2 separate regions of the Homo sapiens genome follow, and region 2 is linked to region 1. A link is a contact called in ENCODE Hi-C or POLR2A ChIA-PET data. All regions are on one chromosome and are shown on one strand. The core of a region is the stretch at or near the end of the contact, and the rest is flanking DNA. Distances in the headings are between cores, read along the strand shown. Region 1 holds the start of SELENOP (selenoprotein P). Region 2 holds the start of TMEM267 (transmembrane protein 267).

The links. A loop is a pair of places that touch in the nucleus more often than their neighbours do. ChIA-PET counts read pairs that join two places held with the same protein, here RNA polymerase II (POLR2A). Pooled maps may share reads with other maps.
Region 2: a map of ovary shows a loop between it and region 1 (6-fold over the local background). The contact joins the promoter of TMEM267 here to the promoter of SELENOP in region 1. A Hi-C loop is called at or near these places in 1 of 168 maps with a recorded cell type or tissue (ovary) and 6 of 50 pooled maps. POLR2A ChIA-PET finds 5 or more read pairs at or near these places in 2 of 52 experiments (HEK293 and HEK293T).

The regions. Positions count from the first base shown.
Region 1 is chr5:42,810,584-42,816,512 of GRCh38, reverse strand. It overlaps SELENOP (selenoprotein P), which reads left to right and starts at 4,621. Exons shown (of 5, transcript NM_005410.4): 1 at 4,621-4,677. RefSeq lists an enhancer at 3,897-4,462.
Region 2 is chr5:43,482,527-43,487,613 of GRCh38, reverse strand. TMEM267 (transmembrane protein 267) reads left to right here and starts at 3,749. Exons shown (of 3, transcript NM_022483.5): 1 at 3,749-3,792. C5orf34-AS1 (C5orf34 antisense RNA 1) reads right to left here and starts at 3,695. Exons shown (of 3, transcript XR_007058763.1): 1 at 3,613-3,695. C5orf34 (chromosome 5 open reading frame 34) reads left to right here. Exons shown (of 13, transcript NM_198566.4): 13 at 503-905. The coding sequence ends at 699. RefSeq lists enhancers at 3,420-3,609, 2,875-3,718 and a silencer at 3,664-3,894.

The sequences.
Region 1 (5,929 bases), core at 3,372-5,871:
ACTTAAATCCTGTAACTATTTGATTTCAAGCTTTAAATTAATCTGGTATTCCTTGCGGGGCTCCAATTGCATCTAAATAGATGTGAGAGTTGAAAGACCTATAAGGGGCTTCTCTTGCTTTATGATGTCTTATTATTATTTTTTTTCCTCTGGTTGATGAAATGCCAGGGTGAAAGGGATAGCCAAATGGACTAAAGGACAAGTGCCACTCTAGTTATTCGGCAGAGTGCCCAGTAAAGGTCCACCACAATACCACCACACATCTGCTCAGGGATGAACAAGGGAAGACAGATTGATAAGCTCTTGAAAATTCTTAAGCTCACTGCATCCCTTCAGGTCTACAAGGAATGCTAAGTCTCCTCCCTGCTGTGAGAGACAAGAAGTGAACTTAGTGTTGGGAGACGGAAGCTGGATGGCCCTCGGGGGCTGACTGGCAGGGACTTCGGGATATAGCAGAGAGAGCTTGGCATGACTTATTACTCCTGGCTGCAGAATCCTGGAAAAGAGCTACATGCAGCCCACACCTGGTCAACTGAAGGACCACCTTAGTGGAAGGGGGACAATCAGGGCCTCTGGCCTGCCATGTGCACAAGCATAACAATTGCTTTTGTTTAATGTGCAGATGGAATATTTGATCCATTCCAACCAGGCATTTGCATCTTGGTATGCTGTCTTAATTGCCAAAGTTTGTTTTAAGTCTTCAACTTCTATGATCCTCTAGTAAAATGAATGTTTCCTTCAGCACCAATTTTTATTAGTTTTTAAATCAAAGAAAGCTAAACACCATTTTATATTTAATAATGCTTCTTGTATGATTTCTATACCAGATGAGTTAAGTTTTACCTTTTTATTAGTGTGTTATTAATGTTAAACTTAATTTTAATAAAACCTTGTAGACATATTTATCCAATTTTTTATGTTTGACCATAAGGTAAGATTTTATAGACTCTTTTTAATCTTTTATAATTTTTGTTAAAGAGCAAGTTGATGCTTTAAGAAAAACCTGTTGCATTTTTACTTTAATGTCCAGTTCACAGAAAAACTGGATGATACCTTTTTAACTTTAGCTAATATGTTTACCCACAGAATTTTCTTTAAAATTAATATTTTAAAACTTGCTTAAACTGTTAAAACAATAATTTTTTTAACCTTTTAATGTAGGTAAAAATTAATTCTTATGCCTCCTTATAATTTTTTTTACCAAAGTTATATTTTACTTTTCTTATACACCTTGTACATAAACAGTTTCTTTAATAGTACTCAGGAGGCCTTATTACTTTTAAATTATACAACATTTTTTGCATAAAAATTTTTTTATAACATTTTCTTTTACGACTTTCGCAGACAATTTTTTAACATGTCTCAACTTTCTGACTTATTACAAACAGTGTTTTTTTTTTAACAACCAGTTAATTTATTTTAGGAGAAGAATTTACCTTATAACACTCTTTTTACATAAATTCTGCCTCCCCCCCTTTTTTTTTTCCTGTTTTTTTTTTAAGATAACCATTCCTTTTTTTTTTTTTTAAAGCGAACTTTCTTTATGTCTTTGGACTAGACAGTCTAAGGCCACAAGATTAGAAGTTACCATAATACATGTTACACTGTTAACTTTTAGCAAACTTCACTTTTGTTGAAAACCTTGTAAGTTTGGGATTTCAATTATCCTTTGCTATTAATAAGACCTTGTTTAGTCTAAATTAACTTAGAATTGGTATAGATGGCCTCTTTTTCTCTCTGCTGGTCTTTCCTTGCCTCTGCCAGCCGCTTATGCTGCTGTTCTCTTAACTACTGTAGCGGGGAAGGGGGTCTAAAAGCAGCTGTAATTGTCTATGTACTGAAACTGGTCTGGGTGCCTTGGCTTACAGGTTACCTTGTGTCATACCTTTGAAACAAAGGACCTGTCCAGGCTTCCTTCTGATGGCCAACCCACCTCTAATGCTGGCCAGTCTATTTCACACAAAGTTCTAAGTTTTCCTGGTGTCACAGTAACACCGTAATCTCCCTTAAATTCTTTCTTGAAAATTTTCTTTTAACATAGTTCCTAGTGGGGTGGGCTTATTTGTGCCTGACCCATGTTTTTTTTCCGAGACAAAATACCACGCTCACACCACACACACTCACCACAAGAAAAAGAACGGGTAAAGAGGCTGCACACACACTTTTACCGTTTATACCAAACCAAAATCACGAAATTCAAAATCCGAGTACCAAAAAATTCAAGCCAAGTCAAAATCAAAACCAAAGTATCCAGCAATTCAAGTCAAGTCAAAACCAGAACAAAAGTGCCAATGCAGGCACGCTGTGGGTGATCAGGCCACACTTCCACTCAGATGGAGTGGGGCAAGTTCCAAAGACTAGTCTTACCAAGTCAAGCCAAGTCAAAACCAGAACAAAAGTGCCAATGCAGGCACGCTGTGGGTGATCAGGCCACACTTCCACTCAGATGGAGTGGGGCAAGTTCCAAAGACTAGTCTTACCAAGTCAAGCCAAGTCAAAACCAGAACAAAAGTGCCAATACAGGCACGCCGTGGGTGATCAGGCCACACTTCCACTCAGATGGAGTGGGGCAAGTTCCAAAGACTAGTCTTACCAAGTTTCAGATGTCGCGACTCCAAGTGCCAGTTCTTTCCGGTGTTCAGCCACCGTGTTAATCCTCTGCAGGGGCCTGCTATGCGCTGCTCTGGCAAGGCATTCCACCGGGGCAATTTCCTACCCGGGAGCGTTCTTTGGATCGCGTCACTCAGGCTGACTGGAGTCCCCTGCAGGGACGCTCCACAGGACAGGCCTAAGCCGCCTAACGGGTTAGCTCTGCCGTCTATGTCTATCAGTTACCTCGTTTCCTGGTCAGGGAACCAAGAAATGTAGCAGGACGAGCTGCAGACAAAACCTTTCAGACACTGAGTTGTAGAAAGAAGGGCTTTATTCAGCTGGGAGCGTGGGCAAGCCACTGCCTTAAAATCCGAGCTCCCCGAGTGCACAATTTCTGTCCCTTTTAAAGGCTCACAATACTAAAGATTTCACATGTAAGGGTTGTGATTGATTGGAGCAAGCAAGGGGTACATGACAAGGGCTGCGTGCACCGGTGGTCAGAGAGAAACAGAACAGGGCAGGGAGTTTCACAGTGTTCTTCTGTACAATGTCTGGAATCTATGAATAACATCGGTTTCGAAGTTATGAATTGATTTTTAACTACTGGGTTTAGGCCAGGCAGGCCCAGGCCTGGTTTGGGCCTGGCACCGGGCTGCCTGTCTTTGATTTCACATCCTTGTTTTTTTTTTTCCTTAAAACAGGTACTGAGTATAAAACAATATGAGAGGGTCTCTCTCTTTCCTCAATATGACTACTTAAATTGGTCAAGGAAATGAACTACAGGGAGGAATATCTGCTTTGTACAAAGATTTTTTTAATGACACTCTTTAAAAAAATGATTATGTATATGTGCATTTTAACTGGATTCTCAAAGAGATATGGGACCCCAAAAGGCAAGTAACAACTGCTCAGGGCAAGTAAAGAGAACTTGGATTTCAAATGGTAACCTCCTAATTTGATAGGAAGTTTCTTGAAAGGAAGGATAACATCTGAGTCTCTTTGTAGTTCCTGCACCTTGTACAACAGTATTCAGCATACAGCAATCAGTGGGGGATTATTTGGAAAAAAATTAATTGATGAAAAAAGCAAGGCCTACTCGAAAACCATTGCTATCTAGGAATGACATCATTTGACATTGCTCCTTACCTCACCTACAGTGAGCATGCCAACTTACAAGCGTTACCAGAAAGAAAATACCCTCTTCTGAAATAGTAGGAATTAGCTATTTCATTTGTACATCTTGAAATTTCCACACTCTTTCCATGTCCAACTACTACCTTTAATTTTTATTTTTATGGTATTCACATTTGTAAAGATTTTATATTCGATCCTCAAAAAATTCTGGGGATGCATAGGTCTTCCAGGAAGTACGACTTCAGTGACAATAAAAATGAGGTCTGATTTCCCTCAGATAGGAAGTCTATTTTTCTATTTCCTTAAATTAACAAGAAAAGAGCAGTGGTCCTGTGAAATCCCATATGAATTCAAGTTATAAACATAGAACACAATCGACGTGTAAGTCTGTAACAACAGGAGACCAGAGTAACTTGTAACAGCAGGTGACTTTTCTAACAAAGGTCACACTGTGTGGGCTAAGCTAGCACCTCATCACTGCAAGAAGCAAAACAAAAGGAAAAAAAAGCTTCTCTCTCTCTTTTTTTTTTTTTTTTAAAGCAGCAGCATAATTCGCTGGCTCAGCAAATGTTTTTCCCTGTTATAGTTTGGGAAAGAAGGCAACTTGGAGGCCTTGTTTACCCTTAGCCCTTCCTCCCGCCCCCGACTGTACCATTAAATCCTAGATTCTAGGGTGACTGAAAAGGATAGGGAATAAATTAGTAATTGTCAAAATGTTTTCCCCATATTATGCATGGCAGCACTTGCTACTTTCTTTTAAGTTGATAACAATCAGCTCAGGGGTTTGCTCTGCTTGCAAGGTCACTGCAAGAATGAACATTGAACTTTGGACTATACCTGAGGGGTGAGGTAAACAACAGGACTATAAATATCAGAGTGTGCTGCTGTGGCTTTGTGGAGCTGCCAGAGTAAAGCAAAGAGAAAGGAAGCAGGCCCGTTGGAAGTGGTTGTGTAAGTAGGAACTTCGTGTTTTCTGATACTTTATTCTTTTAAAGTTTGGTAAATATTTTTTGAGTCTGATAAATTGTTTTTTTCCATAGAATAGATTCAGAAAACTGGTGGATAGAGGAAATAAAAATAATAAAAGAGAAAAAGAATAAGAAGAGTCTGAACTTAGGTGTGGTAGGTGAAGTTCCCAGTGCGCACATTTGTCAGTTCTTGATTTCTGCCCTGTCTTCTGCACAGCTGAGAGCAGAGGAAGCTGGAGAAATCCAAACCTTTTATTCTATAATCTGTTGTGATGTTACATAGGCAGTATTATATGTTCAAATTTAAATATTTTCCACTGAAGGGCAGAGTAAGAACAAACAGGGAAAAAACCCAGCCATTTGGATTTGAAGAGCAGACACTGAAATATGCTCATTCTAGTGTTGTAGAAATGTCCAGGGATATTGTGAGCAGTTTCAGAAGAAAAAGTGGTGGAATGGGGTACAGTAGGTTCAGTCCACAGTGCAGAAGTGGTCACCCTTAAAGAAGCTAAAACCCATGTCAACAATTAGGTGGTCTGTGATTAAATGCAAACTTTTGTATTTTAAATGGTGAATGAGAGCATTCAGGTGAATTAGGGGCTTTCAGATGCTGGCCTAAAGTTCAGAGGTGGAGGACAGAGAAAGTTTGTACATATCCTGCTTTTTAATGAGTAATTTTAAATAAATGTAGGTCTGAATGTGGCCATGAAATTTAAGTTTCGCAATTGAAAAGTGGTGACATAGTGAAATTTACAACTACTTTTCAATTCTTATTGGATCAGCTTCCAGGAAACCCAATTTTGTTATTTATCTTCATTATTTTTATATAGCTGTCTGACAACTATAATTATCAAAGGTTTACGGTGTAAGAAATAATTTTAAGAAAACAAAATTGAGCAGCCTGTTGATTATAATGACAGAAGAAATCCGAAAGTGTGAACTCTTAAGCTACAACTCTCTGCCAATGGGTTATTTTTTCATCATAAACCTAAATGAGGGAAATGAGTGAAACAGTCTTTTCATTTGTATTCACCATTCAGCTACTTGCAATATGTGCTCTGGGCTGGACGCGGTGGCTCACGCTTGTAATCCCAGCACTTTGGGAGGCCAAGGCAGGCGGATCACGAGGTGAGGAGTGTAAGACCAGCCTGGCCAACATGGTGAAACCCCGTCTCTACTAAAAATAAAAAAATTAGCAGGACGTGGTGGCGAGAGCCTGTAATCCCAGCTACTTG
Region 2 (5,087 bases), core at 2,500-4,999, 670 kb before region 1:
TTAAGACCTCTTTTTTTAAATGAAATATTTCATTCTGTACATTCTCACCCAATTCATCTAAATTTGTTTTCTCTTGTGGTTTTTCTCTAATCTTATTCAAATAAGTTAGTTCTATAGCGAACAGGTTTTTCACTCTAAATCTTTTTAAATTAAAAATAGACACTACACAGATTCCTTATAATCCTGTCATCCTACTCTTTAATTCCCGTGTCATTTCTTCACTTAAAGAAATGTTACTGAAATTTTCATTTCCTCCTTACCACCAAACCTCCACCCAAACACACACATACACACTCTATTCTCTTTCCCCCTCCCTTATACTGTAATTAGTTTCTTCATCTACAAGGAGCAGACTTGATAAGCCTTGCAGTTCCAACTGTATTATGAATCCAAGAGGTCTTCCAGCTGAGAAATATTTTAATATGAAGCCTATGCTTTCTGTATATAAAGATATTTATATAGTGAAAAATGTGGGGAAAACCTCCTTAACTAAGCAACTTAGTGCTACTAGAAAATAGTGGTATCCTAAACCAGATTTCTAACAAGAAAAATGAACAACAGTCTTTTGATCATTATAAACCAGGATCTTCAGAAACCTTGCTAGGAGAAGTTAATGAAAATAGAGTATCAATAGCATTGAAAAAAACCTCTGAAATCCTTCACGATATTGACTGTCTTCTATCAAACTCTAAAAAGTGAAAAATGGAATTATTACAACATATTATTAAAGTTTAAGGATGTTGTTTCAAGTGACTGGTATAAAATTACTAGTAAGCCAAGATATTGTACGTATTACCCCGGCACAATGATTGTGAAAGAACTGACATTTAACTTTGAAGGTATTTTTAACTTGTACATTTTTAAAATATGTATTTATATCTTAATAATAAATATTTCGAAGTTTTGAACGTTTCACATTTAATTCTTATTTCAGATTAACAAGAAAAAAAATTTGTAACATTATAAAGTTGTTGCTGTTTTTATCTTGTGGAGCATTCACTATTAATCTTCAGGTTTTTTCATTTTGTTTGTTTTTACTGTTTGAGATACGGTCTTGCTTTGTCACCCAGGCTGCAATGCAGTGGTGCAATCATAGCTCACTGCAGCCTTGAACTTGTGGGCTCAAGGGATCTTCCCACCTCAGCCTTCTGAGTAGCTGGAACCACAGACATGTACCACCATGCCTGGCTAATTTTTAAAAATTTTTTTTGTAGAGACAGGAATCTCCCTATCTTGCCCAGGCTGGTCTTGAACTCCTGGCTTCAAGCTATCCTCCTGCCTCCGTTTCCCAAAATGCTGGAATTACAGGTGTGAGCCACTGCACCCAGCCTCTTTTTTTTTAATATGCAGAATTGTGCATTTGTTCACTTGCTATTTGGTCCCTTTACTCCAAGTATTTTTCAGTAGAGCTATGAGACAAGAACTACATCTCAAAAACAAAAACGGAGACAAGCAACATTGTAAACTAAAAATCAGGCACTTTGGCAAAGACTGTATCTAAACTGTCTCATGAACCAGATACTTTCTTTTGAACACAGGAAAAGATTTATGCTGCAAAGTGTTTAACAGAAATGAGCTCACCAAAAGTGCTATTTATTATAAGCTTGTCTATTAAGAAAGAACAAAACCAAATATCTATAATGACGTCAAGATTACACCAAACACAACCAGAAATGTTCTAATTTTCTGATTTCTATAAAAGACCTGGCTCTTCAAATAAACGGGAAGCAGTAACAGAGAAAACGAGAAAAATGGGGAGAAGAGTGTAGATCAGGAATGATAATGTCACTAAGTTAAAGGGGCACAATGCCTTTTTTTTTTTTTAGTTCCTCTGACACTGGATTCCTTCACATTTCAATTCTCAAACAAGTACCATTTCCTCAAAAGGGCCTTCCTTACTACCTGACTAAAGTTAGCATCTCCCAAGTCTATTACATCACCCTATTTACTTCCTTTATAGTACTTATTACAATCTGTCTAGCTTGTTTCCTTGTGGCTCACACCCTCCACTAGAACTTGAGCTCCATAGTCATTCTGTAGCACACTGAGAGCACTCTGTTTGTATAAATGAATCAGTAAGCTGGGCACAGTGGCTCACGCCTGTAATCCCAACACTTTGAGAAGCCAAGGAGGGGGGAACACTTGAGCCCAGGACTTTAACACCAGCCTGGGCAACATAGCGAGATGCCCATCTCTACAAAAAACTTAATTACCTGCACGATGGCATGTGCCTGTGGTCCCAGCTACTCCAGAGGCTGAGGCCGGAGAATCCCTTGAGCCCAGGAGGTCAAGGCTGCAGTGAGCTATGATTGCACCACTGCACTCCAGCCTGGGTGACAGAGGGAGACCCTGTCTCAAAAAAAAAAAAAAAAAAAAAAGGAATAAACATCTACAGGCAGTAGACCGACTACAGAGAAAAGAACTACTATTACATTGTTTGGGTTTGCATGAAGCCATCTATGTTGTTCCTCAATAGCTCCATAAAGCCTAGATTATAAGACTTTGTACCACACTGCCAAAAGGGTAATGCCAAATTATTACTGCATTCAGAAGGAGAAAATTTGTCCTTAACATGGCTAAAAGCACTCAAAATTATAAATACATTTGCTGAAAGATACTTTAAATTCTCATTTAAGGTGTGTGGGAGTTAAAAGGTGTTTAATTTTCCCTGTCAGTTGGGTGTTTTACATTGGCTAAGAACCAAGACTGTGACAAGAAATGAGTTCTATGATTGAGAAACTCTAAGATTCTGGGGGTGGCCTAGGAGTTTACTTTGAGATTGAAATTTATTTTCTATGGTCAACTGTATAATTACGATGATACCACCCCTTGCTTTCCATCTGACACTTGGTTTGAGAAACTGTAGGTAGGAAAGGGAAAGAAGAATGTCCCTCCTTGGGCCTCTTCTTTTGGGCCTGTGCTTCCTAGAGTCAAATGTCAAGCTGGTATTTCCTTGGTGCTAAGAGCAACCACCACTCTGAGGCAGAGACGGGATGGGACCTAGCCAAAGTCCCAGTAAACAAACTGTATCTTGTAAGCGCAATTTAATTAGGGTCAAACTATTCTGTATGGACTTGCTTTTTCGACTTCTGAGGATTTAGTAGTCATGATTAAGTGCTGTCACGCTACTGCGATCTACAAACAGTAGCTCCACAACATCCGCCCGCATCGTGGCAAAGAATTATCAAGAAATCCCCAAGGGGGCGGTGAGGAGCCGCCGGTCGGCCAGGTCGCCCGGTCCCTCAGTCTGGTGAAAAGCTCCGTTGCCCACCCTGAGGGCTTCGCGGAAGGAAGTTGGCCGTATCGCTGCACCTTAGAGATGCGACGGCCGAGGCTCCCAGCTCAAGCTTCTGGTAGTAAGGCCTGTGTGCCTGGCATTCGGGGAGGCCACTTTTCTATCCCCAGCTTCCGGGCCACCACTTGGGTGCGTCGTGGGGATGTCGGCAGCTACGTTTGCGGCACAGCTCCGGCTAAACTGAAAAACGAATCCTCAGGTTTGACAAAACTAAACTAAAAAGACACTTTTCTCCTCTCACTCTGACGTCCCAAAAGTTTCCTTTTTAGGGGTCGGGGCCTACGGTGGGCGAGGAGAAACTCGAGGTATCTACCCACCGCACCAAACAACTCATGCGTCGCTTCCTTTCGACTTGGAGCTGGCCAGTATCCCGGCGTCCTCTCGGCCGACGCTGCGGTCTGAGGCCACTCTGGCCGGCAGCCGACGTCTCTATGGCTCCGACCGAGGGGCGGAGCCGCTGCTCGAGCTGCTGCTGGATTGAACTCAGAGAAGCCGGGGTGGGTATGGCTGAGCCGCTGCGTGGGACTGAGGGGAGGGGGCCGGGTGGACGCCGCGGAACTGCGTCCTGAGGTGGGAGACCGGAGGTGGGGGACCACTGAGTCTGATGTCTGGAGGGTCCGGTTGCGGGTCGGAGGGCGTGCTGGAACAGCCGCCACGCGGGAGCCAGGAGCCTCCTGGGTGCGTGTGACCCACGAGCCGGCACCGTCCCGCGGCCCTGGGGTCTGCGAGGAGCCCTGGCGCCGCCCTCCGGCTTCGCGCTTTTTCTAGATCCCTAGAACCCCAGCCCTCCGCCTACGCTCCGCGCCCCTGGCCTTTTTCTGGCCCAGGGTGGGGTTCCGGGAGTCGTGCCGAAGGAGCCCATTGCCGTCCTTAACCGGTTGTAAGAGCCTTTCGTGCCCCGGAGCCTTTGAGGCTTGAATGCTGAGAGTGTGACATGGTCCTTTCCCTGCAGCCTGGCCCATTTTTTTAAATGACATTTGAAAAATTATTGCATCACACCAGACTCAGAAAAGGATGTCTGGGAACTTCTGAGGCTTGAAACATGTTGAAATACAGAATTTTGTTTTATTCGTAATGGGCATAGGAACTAAACATTTTAAGTGCAGACATCTGATGGCTATAAAAAGTTTCAGTGAAAGTAAGCAAGATTTGTGTTTCCTTTGTCAGTTAGTTGCATCAGATTTGGCATCTGCTTTTGATATTTTTCCATTAAAGAAATTAAATATATTAAGTTTACAGCAACTACAGTTCAGTGAAGAAGACTTACTGGTAAAGCATAATAAAGGCGGTTTCTGGAATTTGGACCGTGTTTTGACCTTGGGTTTTTGCATATAATGTGTAAGGTTGGTGGGGAAGAGGGAAAGTTAAAACAGATGACACTTACTTAGAGAATGTATCAGCTCTTATTTGTTTTGACAGAAATAATGTCTAAGAGATTATTAGCAAACAATACATGATAGCGTATAATTAAAGTGACCAGCTAATTATATGTTTGTGGAATTCAGGAAGGAGAAAAGTACTGTTATGTATACTCTGAAGGCCCCAAAGTTAGTGGTATTTGCTATAAGGGGGATGGGGTGTGACAAAGTTTGGCCATTGCAGAAAATGGCTTCTGCGAGTCATAGGGAGGAATTTATAATATGTCAGTTATGTCAGAGAAGCTATCCCAAACAGTATCTTTAGTTCATAGGCTGCGGATTTATTATGTGATTATCTCTTGTATTAGTAAAATGGAATATTTATTAAATACCTTGAGCACACTGGATTTTTAAACATGACAAGTTTAAAAGAG